Regions from separate parts of the Homo sapiens genome. Here region 2 is linked to region 1. A link is an interaction called in ENCODE POLR2A ChIA-PET data of the cell type or tissue named here. Cell type or tissue: GM12878. All regions are shown on one strand. Region 1 overlaps LCOR (ligand dependent nuclear receptor corepressor). Region 2 overlaps LCOR (ligand dependent nuclear receptor corepressor).

What was found. ChIA-PET counts read pairs that join two places held together with the same protein. Peaks named below come from ENCODE experiments on the same cell type or tissue, not always from the same donor. Only the 100,000 strongest peaks of a DNase experiment are listed, where the experiment ranks them.
Region 2: POLR2A ChIA-PET joins it to region 1 with 5 read pairs; 2 of 35 experiments call an interaction of 5 or more read pairs at or near these places.

What each region holds. Positions count from the first base shown.
Region 1 is chr10:96,984,977-96,989,976 of GRCh38, reverse strand. It overlaps LCOR (ligand dependent nuclear receptor corepressor), which reads right to left. Exons shown (of 8, transcript NM_001346516.2): 8 at 1-5,000. The coding sequence ends at 4,843. Among named protein-coding and RNA genes, the nearest start is that of SLIT1-AS1, 120 kb to the left of the region's middle. RefSeq lists an enhancer at 4,732-5,000. In GM12878, no CTCF peak of the experiment used is centred here; no DNase peak of the experiment used is centred here; H3K4me3 peaks cover 371 bases; H3K27ac peaks cover 437 bases.
Region 2 is chr10:96,858,410-96,863,409 of GRCh38, reverse strand. The region is part of intron 2 of LCOR (ligand dependent nuclear receptor corepressor); the gene reads right to left. Among named protein-coding and RNA genes, the nearest start is that of LCOR, 29 kb to the right of the region's middle. In GM12878, no CTCF peak of the experiment used is centred here; a DNase peak (open chromatin) is centred at 2,425; H3K4me3 peaks cover 354 bases; H3K27ac peaks cover 1,226 bases.

The DNA of each region.
Region 1 (5,000 bases):
AAAGTAATACTAAGAATTCAAAATGATAATTGTTTCAAAACAACTAAAACGATCAGTGATTTGGGGCCACTGACAAAAATTTTTCACTGACAGGACATTGAATCACATTAAAAAAAAACCAGCATAGAAACTCATACTTGGGTTGGTGCGGTGGCTCACTTGTAATCCCAGCACTTTGGGAGGCTGAGGTGGGAGCACTGCTTGAGGCCAGGAGTTTCAGATCAGCCTCGGCAACATAGCGTAACCTCGTCTCTATTAAAAAAAAAAAAAAAAAAAAAAAATATATATATATATATATATATCCTTATCCTTGAGTTTTTGGAAAAGGAGGAAGACTATAATAGCTTTTCAGTCATACTCTGGTTATAACTCCAATTTTTTAAATCAATATTAAAGCACTTCAAAAGCCTCTATGTTTTATTTGTTGGCTTACCTTTAATAAAATTATTTTGAAAGTATGTGGCTGAAAAGGTATCAGTACCAAAATATTATATAAGAATAAACAAAGCTTTGGGATTGTGATCAGACTTTGTTTCTACTCTGTGAAAAAACATTTTCCATATCTAAATGTGACATTCAGAGGACTAAAAGTCCAACTAAAGTAGTCTCAACTAATTTTACCAGAAACAAAATCTTGGCTTACTTTAATAAACAAGAAATAAAGCCAGAGTCAGTTCTGTGTGAGTGAAATGAGAGGCCCAGGCCACATAATTTTAGAACTCTGAATCCCTATTTGCTCATGGGTTCCGGCTCGATACGGTAAGGTGGCCTCATTTTGGCTACTGTGATGGTTTTTTTTAAGAAGATGGAATGCTAAGGTTGCTCAAGTTTAAGGGGATAGTAGTGCATATCGATATAACATGTCTCCTTTGAAAAGAAAAAATGGAGACAAGGAAAATGAGAAGTAAAGAAGAACAGAGAGAAAAGGGCAGAAGAGAGAAGGAAAATCAAGAATATTTGTTCCTGAAAAGGATGACTTTCTCAAGCAGGGATCAGCAGATGTTTTCTGAAGGTCCAGATAGTATCTTAGGCTGTAAGGGCCACACGGGTCTCTGCCGCAGCTACTCAACTCTGCTCTTGCAGTGCGAAAGCAGCCGCAGACAGAACTTAAGAAAATGGGTGTGGCTATATTCCAAACACATTTTATTTACACAAACAAGCGACCAGCCCACAGTTGGCAGACCCTTGACAGATCATCTGGAATCCGAAAGGCAGTCTGCACAGAACTTGCTGATAGTAACACTACAGCATCTCCAGCTTGTATCACATAGCATGCTATATTTTCCTACTTGGCTCTTAGGTCCACTAATCAACAGGAATGCTGCCCATAAATGTGAATGACAGCTCCCACCCTCATGACCGAACCCATTACAAAGCAGGAAAAGAGGCCAAACCTCAATTCAAAGTAATTATCTTGAAGTGATGCCTTTTACTGATGACCTATCTGAACAGTGAGAAATTCACCTGCATAGTATGTGATGCATAGAGATCCCATTAGAAAGCACCACATATGTAAAGGGATGACTAAGGGCACCTCTTCTATCCATACGATTTTAGGAACAATACAGCAGGAGACTCACAGCCTAAGATTATCATTTTAGATAAGGCTGCACAGAAGTCTTTAACAAGGAATCCAAGGGGCTAGTGACTGGTGACTTACAGAAACTGACAGCATTCCTATGAAGGAAGCCTCAGGAGCAGAATAAAGGTTCACAACCTTCCTGCTGTGCTGCAAGATTGTTACCTGTCTGAGGAAGTGCTAGGGGTGAGGCTCAGGACCCCAAGTGAGGGAGTGGTCTCCTGCATGTCCATCTATAGCAGGGAGTCTCGTAGGATAGAAGATGGGTGTCCTGAAGAGGGCCCTCCTCTACGGGAGCTATGGCAGAGCTTCAGTGATTGCTTCCCAGGCATCTTCCAGCTTCTCCAGAAACTCAGAGAATACCAGTGTCCTTTGGTCATCAACTTCAGCCCCAAGACTGGAACAGTCATTTCACTGAGTGTACACCCAGGAGAATTCCTTTCTGATTTGGATCGGAATGTGGGATGGACTGCTTTTGCATCTGGTGTGGTAAGCCATTCTTGAAGATGGCTCTGGGAAGAAGGTTTTTGCAAGGTAGGGAAAACAATAGCAGACTTGAGTCAATACCACACCTGAGCTTGGAGGTATCTGGGAAACTGCTTTGCCAGTACCTGCTGTAGGTATCAAAGGGCCTTGCAGGATTAGCCCTCAAGTTTTGCTGTTTTCTTTCTTCTATTAACAAAATTAACTGAATCAGCAAAAATGAGATTCAACAAATATAAAAAATTCTAAACTTTTAAGTGTCATAATTATGTAGACTCTTGGTCTATTTAAATGTCCTTATTATAAAGTATAAGTTGATTTTAAAGATGATCCATTGCATTGTTAGGTATATAAAATACATACATACACATTAACACCTTTTCTCACACACAGCCTAGAATGGGAAAGAAGGCTATTATCTTTAACTGAGCTTTTAAAAATGAAAAAGAACTTAGAAAAGGAATGGAATGAATTACAAACTTGGAACTGGAAAAGTTCCACCCACTTACTACCTTACACCTCTCCCTAACCTAATCCAAGCACCTTACAAGGTAGTCGGTATGCAGCCAACGGGGCACCTCTTCTGTACAGGAATCAGCATGCCTGACATTGGCAAACATCAGCTGTTTAAGTCACCACAAACACAATATCCAGTGACAACTATATGAAAAGACATTTTTAAAACCTTAAAACCATTTTTTAAGATTAAATGAACCTATTCAAAACACATTAATGCCTCTGTGCAACTTAATGCTGAGAAAGGGTTGCCAACATACACACTCAGCAGTTTTATTAATGTAGGTAGCTCTTGAATGGCCAAAGTCAAAGATACTAAAAAGAAAAAGACTCATCAGATAGAGAAGACATGAAAAAAAATCAGGGCTTCATAAGACAGCAAGCTTCTCTAGCTATGAAATTCAACACAATTCTAAATTTCTCACAAATCAAATACTTTTCTCCAGTCTTATCCAATCATCAGAAGTTCCCATGATATACAGCAAACCTTTAACAGAATGGGTAGAAGGCCTGTATTATCATGATTTGCATGAAAAAAGTCCATCTGGGCTTATCTAAAGAGATCTGAAACAACCTAAATGGAAAATTTTCAAATAAAAAGGACAGGGCAGCAGCTGTCCATACAAGCTGATTTTGGTGACAGAACCGGTTAAGGAAGCTGACTGAGGCTTCAACAACCAAGCCTTTTTTTGTAGAGCGGCCCAATGGAAAAGTCAAGTACACGCTGCACTATAATAATGGAGCAAGGTCACAGGCACTAGGTTGAAGCCAATGCGCCTGTCTCAGGCTTCACCTGGGAAAGGCAAACAAAGTCATTAAAACATTGTGGCTCTCACTTCTGAGACACGGAATAGAGCCTGACATGACATGGCAGGAGTGATACTACAAGCATTTAACTACTAGGATGGTGTTAATCAATCAGAATGAACGTCTACTCCAACAAGTACATTCACATTGGAGCATACAGCTGAACATCAGCTCTGGGTGTAGGGGGTGTGTGGGCTCTTCACAGATGCTGGAGCTGCTTCCTCCAACTGCAAGGCTGCTCTAACCTTTACATAACTCCATGCTGTTTTAGATCTTTCTGAGTCTGGTACCAAAGTGGTATTGGGGATGCTCACAGAGACACTGGGCTACTTTTAAACCATCTGTCCTTTGCTAATTACTCAACTCAGGGACACCCAAGCACACTGCATAGGGAAAAAATTTTACTGTAAAATTGGGATTGGGAGACATTTGTGGCTGATAACCACATGCAAATGCACCCAAACACACATGGACATACATATTCTTAAACCTTTCTATTACTGGAAATAATAGTTCGGCTTTCTTTGAATATGGAAGTACTCTGGGTAAGAAAGAAAATAAGAGTCATTTTCATCCTAATCATCAAATTACAGCTACAAGATGGAAAAAAAAAATCCTAGGCTTTTTCCTCCCGAAGTAGGATGGAAGCCTTGCAGGAGTGCTAGCAAGACCAGAAATGAAGAAGATGGTGAGAATTAGTAATACAGTTTGGGGATGCAAATGATTTTTTAGAGTTTGTAAACAAAAATTAACACTTGTGACATATCTCTTGTCCCATGGGCACATAATTTAGAATACATGCTCTCAAATGACAAAACATCAAAGGTGAGAGGAGGGACCAACAATGAACATGATCTTTTTTAAAAGGGGGTAACAGAAATAGTAATCTTTTATAATTATAAATCCTCTGCATACCATAAAATGATTTGGTTTAGCTTTCAAACATCATCTAAACAAACAAACAAGACAGAGAGGGAAGTTCACTGCTGGGGTTTGCAAAGAAGGGCATCTGTTCGTGGGCAGATGCTGCAGGGTGGCTGCTGAAAAGCTCCTTTTATGTGCATGATGGTGGTCTTCTCGGCTACAGTACAAGTGCTTGTGCATCAAGTATAAAATACAAGCCTTTAATCACATAGATCAGCTTTTTAGCTTTTGTAAATTTAAAAACAAAAAGGATAAATAAGGCACTGTACTTTTAAAAACGAAAACTGCTTGGTTCCAAGTTTAAAACCCAAGGAACAACCAGAATATAATATATAACTTCCCTTAGCCTCAGAGAAGGACTCTGCAAGTTCCCTTCTCCATCTGAGATGCATTTTCTGACATCTCAAATTACGGTGTTCTCCATTAACTGTAAATTTGAAAGGCTTGATAAGCTTATAAAAGCAGATTTAGTTAATGCAAAATAAAAGGTTACTTCTATAGAACAGTTTTACTCTTGGCTACCATCTTTCCAATCACTTTGCATCCAGCCGCCTCCGTTTGCTGTGCGAACAGTCCAGCTTTGCCTTCAGCTTTCGCTTTCTCTGAGCTGCACTGCTCTCTGGGGTTTTCGTTGAGGGTCTGGCCCGAGTCTTTCCACTACTCTGCTTCCTATTCGTGGCTTTCTGAGGCC
Region 2 (5,000 bases), 130 kb after region 1:
CAACATGGTGAAACCCCGTCTCTACTAAAACTACAAAAATTAGCCAAGTGTGGTGGTGCATGCCTGTAATCCCAGCTACTCAGGAGGCTGAGGCAGGAGAATCACTTGAAACAAGGAGGCGGAGGTTGCAGTGAGCTGAGAGCACACCACTGCACTCCAGCCTGAGCAACAGAGTGAGACTCCATCACAAAAAAAAAAAAAAACAGAAAAAGAAAACATATTACTTCGGCTGGGCATGGTGGCTTACATCTCTAATCCCAGCACTCTGGGAGGCTGAGGTGGGCAGATCACTTGAGGTCAGGAGTATGAGACCAGCCTGGCCAACATGGTGAAACCCCATCTCTCCTAAAAATACAAAAATTAGCCGGGCATGTGGTGGTGGGTGCCTGTAATCCCAGCTACCTGGGAGGCTGAGGCAGGAGAATTGCTTGAACCCAGGAGGCAGAGGTTGCAGTGAGCTGAGATCATGCCACTACACTCCAGCCTGGGCCACAAGGGCAAAACTCTGTTTCAAAAAAAAAAAAAAGAAAAGAAAAGAAAGAAAACATATTACTAAACTTTAAAAAAGATACTTGTGATATTCTGAAATACATATTTGGTCTTGGACCCTCTTTAACTCCTAAAATCCTTAGAGACTACAAAGTGTTGTCTTTTTGTACACCAATGAGTTGACGGGGGCTGGCAATTCCTAGGTAGCTTGAGGATAGGAGCTGGCCACCAGGAAGACCAAGACAGGATTAGAGGGTTGAGACTTGCAACCCACCTTCCAAACTCTGGAGAAGGGAAAAGGGCTGAAGGTTAAGTTGATCACCAATGGCCAATAGTTTACCAATCATGCCTACGTGGCTGGACTTGGTGATGCATGCCTGTAATCCCAGCACTTTGGGAGGCTGAGGCGGGCGGATCACCTGAGGTCAGGAGTTTGAGACCAGCCTGGGTAATATGGTGAAACCCCATCTCTTCAAAAAATAGAAAAATTGGCCGAGGATGGTGGTGCATACCTATAGTCCCAGCTACAAAGGAGGCTGAGGTGGGAGGACTGCTTCAGATCGAGGCTGCAGTGAGCCAAGGTTATGCCACAGCACTCCAGCCTGGGCAACAAAGTGAGACGCTATCTCAAAAACAAAGAAAAGAAAAAAAAATCATGTCTATGTAACGAAGCCTCCCATAAAAACTTAAAAGGACTGGGTTTGGAGAGCTTCCAAATACCTGAACATGTGGAGGCTCCTGGAGAGTAGTGTGCCCAGGGAGGGCATGAAAGCTCTGTGCCCCTTCCTCCATGCCTTGCCCTATGCATCTCTTCACCTGTATCTTTGTAATATCATTTATAATAAACCAGTAACTGTAAATAAGTGCTTCCCTGAGTTTTGTGGGCTACTCTAGCAAAGTAATCAAATGCAAAGAGGGAGTTATGGGAACCCCAACTTGAAGACAGCCATTAAGAAGTTCCAGAAGCCCAGACTTAAGATTGCTGTCTGAAGGAGGAGGGTCAGTCTTAGAGATGGAGACCTTACATGTGGGATCTGATGGTATCTCCAGGTAGATAGTGTTGGAATTGAGTTAGAAGACACCTACCTTGGTTGGGCGCAGTGACTCACACCTGCAATCCCAGCACTTTGGGAGGCCAAAGTAGGCAGATCACTCAAGACCAGCCTGGCCAACATGGCGAAACCCCATCTGTACTAAAAATACAAAAATTAGCCGGGTGTGATGGCACACATCTGTAACCCCAGCTACTCAGGCACCTGAGGCAGGAGAATCACTTGAACCCAGGAGGTGGAGGATGCAGTGAGCTGTGATCATGCCACTGAACTCCAGCCTGGGTGACAGAGTGAGACACCCTGTCTCAAAAAAAAAGAAAGAGAAAAGAGAAGAGAAGAGACTCACCTAGTGTCCACTGCAGAATTGAATGCCTGCTTATTGGTGGGGGAAAAAACCCACGTTTGGTCACAGAACTGTTCTGTGTTGAAGATTGTGATTATTGTAATATGGTGTGAGCAGAGGAAAAACAGATTTTGTTTTCCCACACTCACACTACCACTGTCAAAAATATTTATAAGTGTTAGAAGAAGCTTACTGCATTCATCACTACGAACTTATGACATTTTCTTTACTTACTGTTATTTCATTTTAGTGAATTTTAGTGGGGCTGGAAGGGAAAGCATATGTATTTAAAAGTACTTGCATAGGTCTCCTAAATCTGTTTTTCCAGTAGTCTTAGGTTCCTCAAAAATGAATTTGTCACACCACAAAGGTTCTGAACAAAATTACAGAACAAGAAGATACCCACTTTCTATAAATTAGAAACCAAAAGAATATTCATTACGTTTTTTTCAAAGTCCAGCCAACCTTAAAGGTGTTATCCAACTCTGTTTGCTGAAAATGAACTAGAACCCAGAAATATCGTTCAAGTTATTAACTTTTTGCTTAGACTCACCAAAATACTAACTGTCCTTACCTCAACAGCTAACTGCCCCAAACATACTCTTTCTTTTATACTCAGGATATTGGCATGTATTTACTGTAGGCGTTTCACTTTATTTCTTCTATTAGTTTTCACACATGACTGCTGAGTAGGACACACTAAGAAATGTTTAGCTGTCCATCAACTAGGAACACAGGTTCAGCTAAACTGTAACTATAGACTAAAATGTAAAGTTCCATAAATATAACCAACCACAAAGTAACATCACATTTTCTGAAGATATCCACCGGGAAAACTTATGGTCAGCATTTTATTTCAAAACGATGGACTTACCCAAAATTAAATTTCAGCATGTGCCAAATATAGTCTGTATTAGCTTTCTAGGACTGCTGGAACACACTACCACAAACTGGGTAACTGGCTGAAAACAACATTGCGATTCTAGAGGCTAGAAGTCAGAAACCAAGGTATTGGCATGGCCATGCTCCCTCCAAAGGCTCTAGAAAAGAATCCTTCCTTGTTTCTTCCTAGCTTCCGGTGGTTGCCAGCAATCCTTGGCAATCCTTGGCATTCCTTGGCTTGTGGCAGTGTAACTCTAATCCCTGCCTCCATCTTCCGTGTCTGTATCCTCATTTCCCCCTTCTTCTGGAGTTATCACTTGTTGGATTAGGGGCCACCCTAATATAGTATGACTTCATCTTAATTTTAACTGCAAAGACCTTATGTATAAATAAGCTAAAATTCACAGGCACTGGAGGTTAAGACTTCATTGTATCTTTTTGGGGGACACAATTCAACCCACCACATGGCCCAAGTCAGTCAATTTCTTCAAAATTAGATCTAGATTCATGGTTAGAATATTTATCAATTTTTGCCTAACCTATATCCATTTCTGTTAGATAACAGCATCCAATTTTCATTTGAAGAACCACTCTTCTCCTTCAAGCCCTTAAGTGAAGGCTGATCTTAAGCCCCTCTCCAAAAGCGGGCACTTGTCCCTGGTCAAGTCAGAGAACCACACTCCACTGGCCATACTGACTGGCTCAGGGATGGGCCACATGACCCAGGCCTGGCCAATGTCCTTCTATCCACTCAGTTTGGCTGGTACTATACAGAAAGAGACACATCAGGCCAGGTGCCGCAGCTCATGCCAGTAGTCCCACCACTTTCGGAAGCCAAGAGTGGACTGCTTGAGTTCAGGAGTTTGATACCAGCCTGGGCAACATGGCAAAACCCCTTCTCTACTAAAAATACAAAAAATTAGCCAGGTTTGGTAGCACACGCCTGTGGTGCCAGCTACTCAAGAGGCTGAGGCACGAGAATTACTTTAACCTAGAAGCCAGAGTTTGGAGTAAGCCAAGATCACACCACTGCACTCCAGCCTGGGCGACAGAGCGAGACTCGGTCTCAAAAAAAGGAAAGAGACACATGCCTCCTTCTGGGATTCTGGACTTTAAGAATGATACAAGTCTAGGCTGGGCGCGGTGGCTCGCACCTATAATCCTAGCACTTTGGGAGGCTGAGGCAAGTGGATCACCTGAGGTCAAGAGTTCGAGACCAGCCTGGCCAACATGGTGAAACTCCATCTCTACTAAAAATACAAAAAAATTAGCCAGATGTGGTGGCAGGCGCCTGTAATCCCAGCTACTTGGGAGGCTGAGGCAGGAGAATTGCTTGAACCCGGGACGCTAAGGTTGCAGTGAGCCGAGATTGTGCCATTGCACTCCAGCCGGGCAACAGATGCCACTGACCATCTTTACCATCATACCTGCCAAAGAACAAAGCCAAAAGTACAACAAAATGCTTACCGATGGAAAGAAGGAAACATTCCTGATGATATCAGTTAAAACTCCTGGATCCTGTCATGTTAGAACCTCATTTTATGCTCTGAACTTCCGAGTTCATAAACCCACAAAATGACCTTTTTGACTTAAACTAACCTGAGTTGGGTTTCTATCATTTGCAATACAAAGTGTCCTGATAAAAGCACAATACTGCAATGTGCCGTATGGTTGAGAAAAGAACCTCACTTTTTTAAGGTTACTTTCTCAAATTTAGCAAAGGACAGGGAGAGCCAGTAGAGAAAGAATAATTTGTATCTGTGTAATGGACACAGATGGCCCTATCCACCAGGCCATCTGCCAGGCAGGGTTCTGGAATCTAAGTTACAAATTCATTCATGCTTGTTAAAAGTACGGATCTGTGAGGTCCTGATAGCAAAATATAAACAATATTAGAAACTCCCAGAGTTATTTTAAAAAAACAAAAAACCCTAAGTATCCAAACATTCATAAAGTTTTCCCCTCCCTAATGACACTCCACATTATGATCATCCCCAAAAGTAATGACAAGCCTAATTACTAAATGCTAGCCAGAATGGTGACAATCATATTGAATATCTCTTTCTGACCACAGCACCACTGTGAGGAAACTCATGATAGTCTCACCCTTTATTATGCCTACAATTATTTATGGTTGGTTTGTTTCTCTAGCAAACTGTGTCACACACATAGTATGTCAGTAAGTAACCCTGTAGTTCTGGAAGGATCATGAACATTTTATACTCACAATCTAA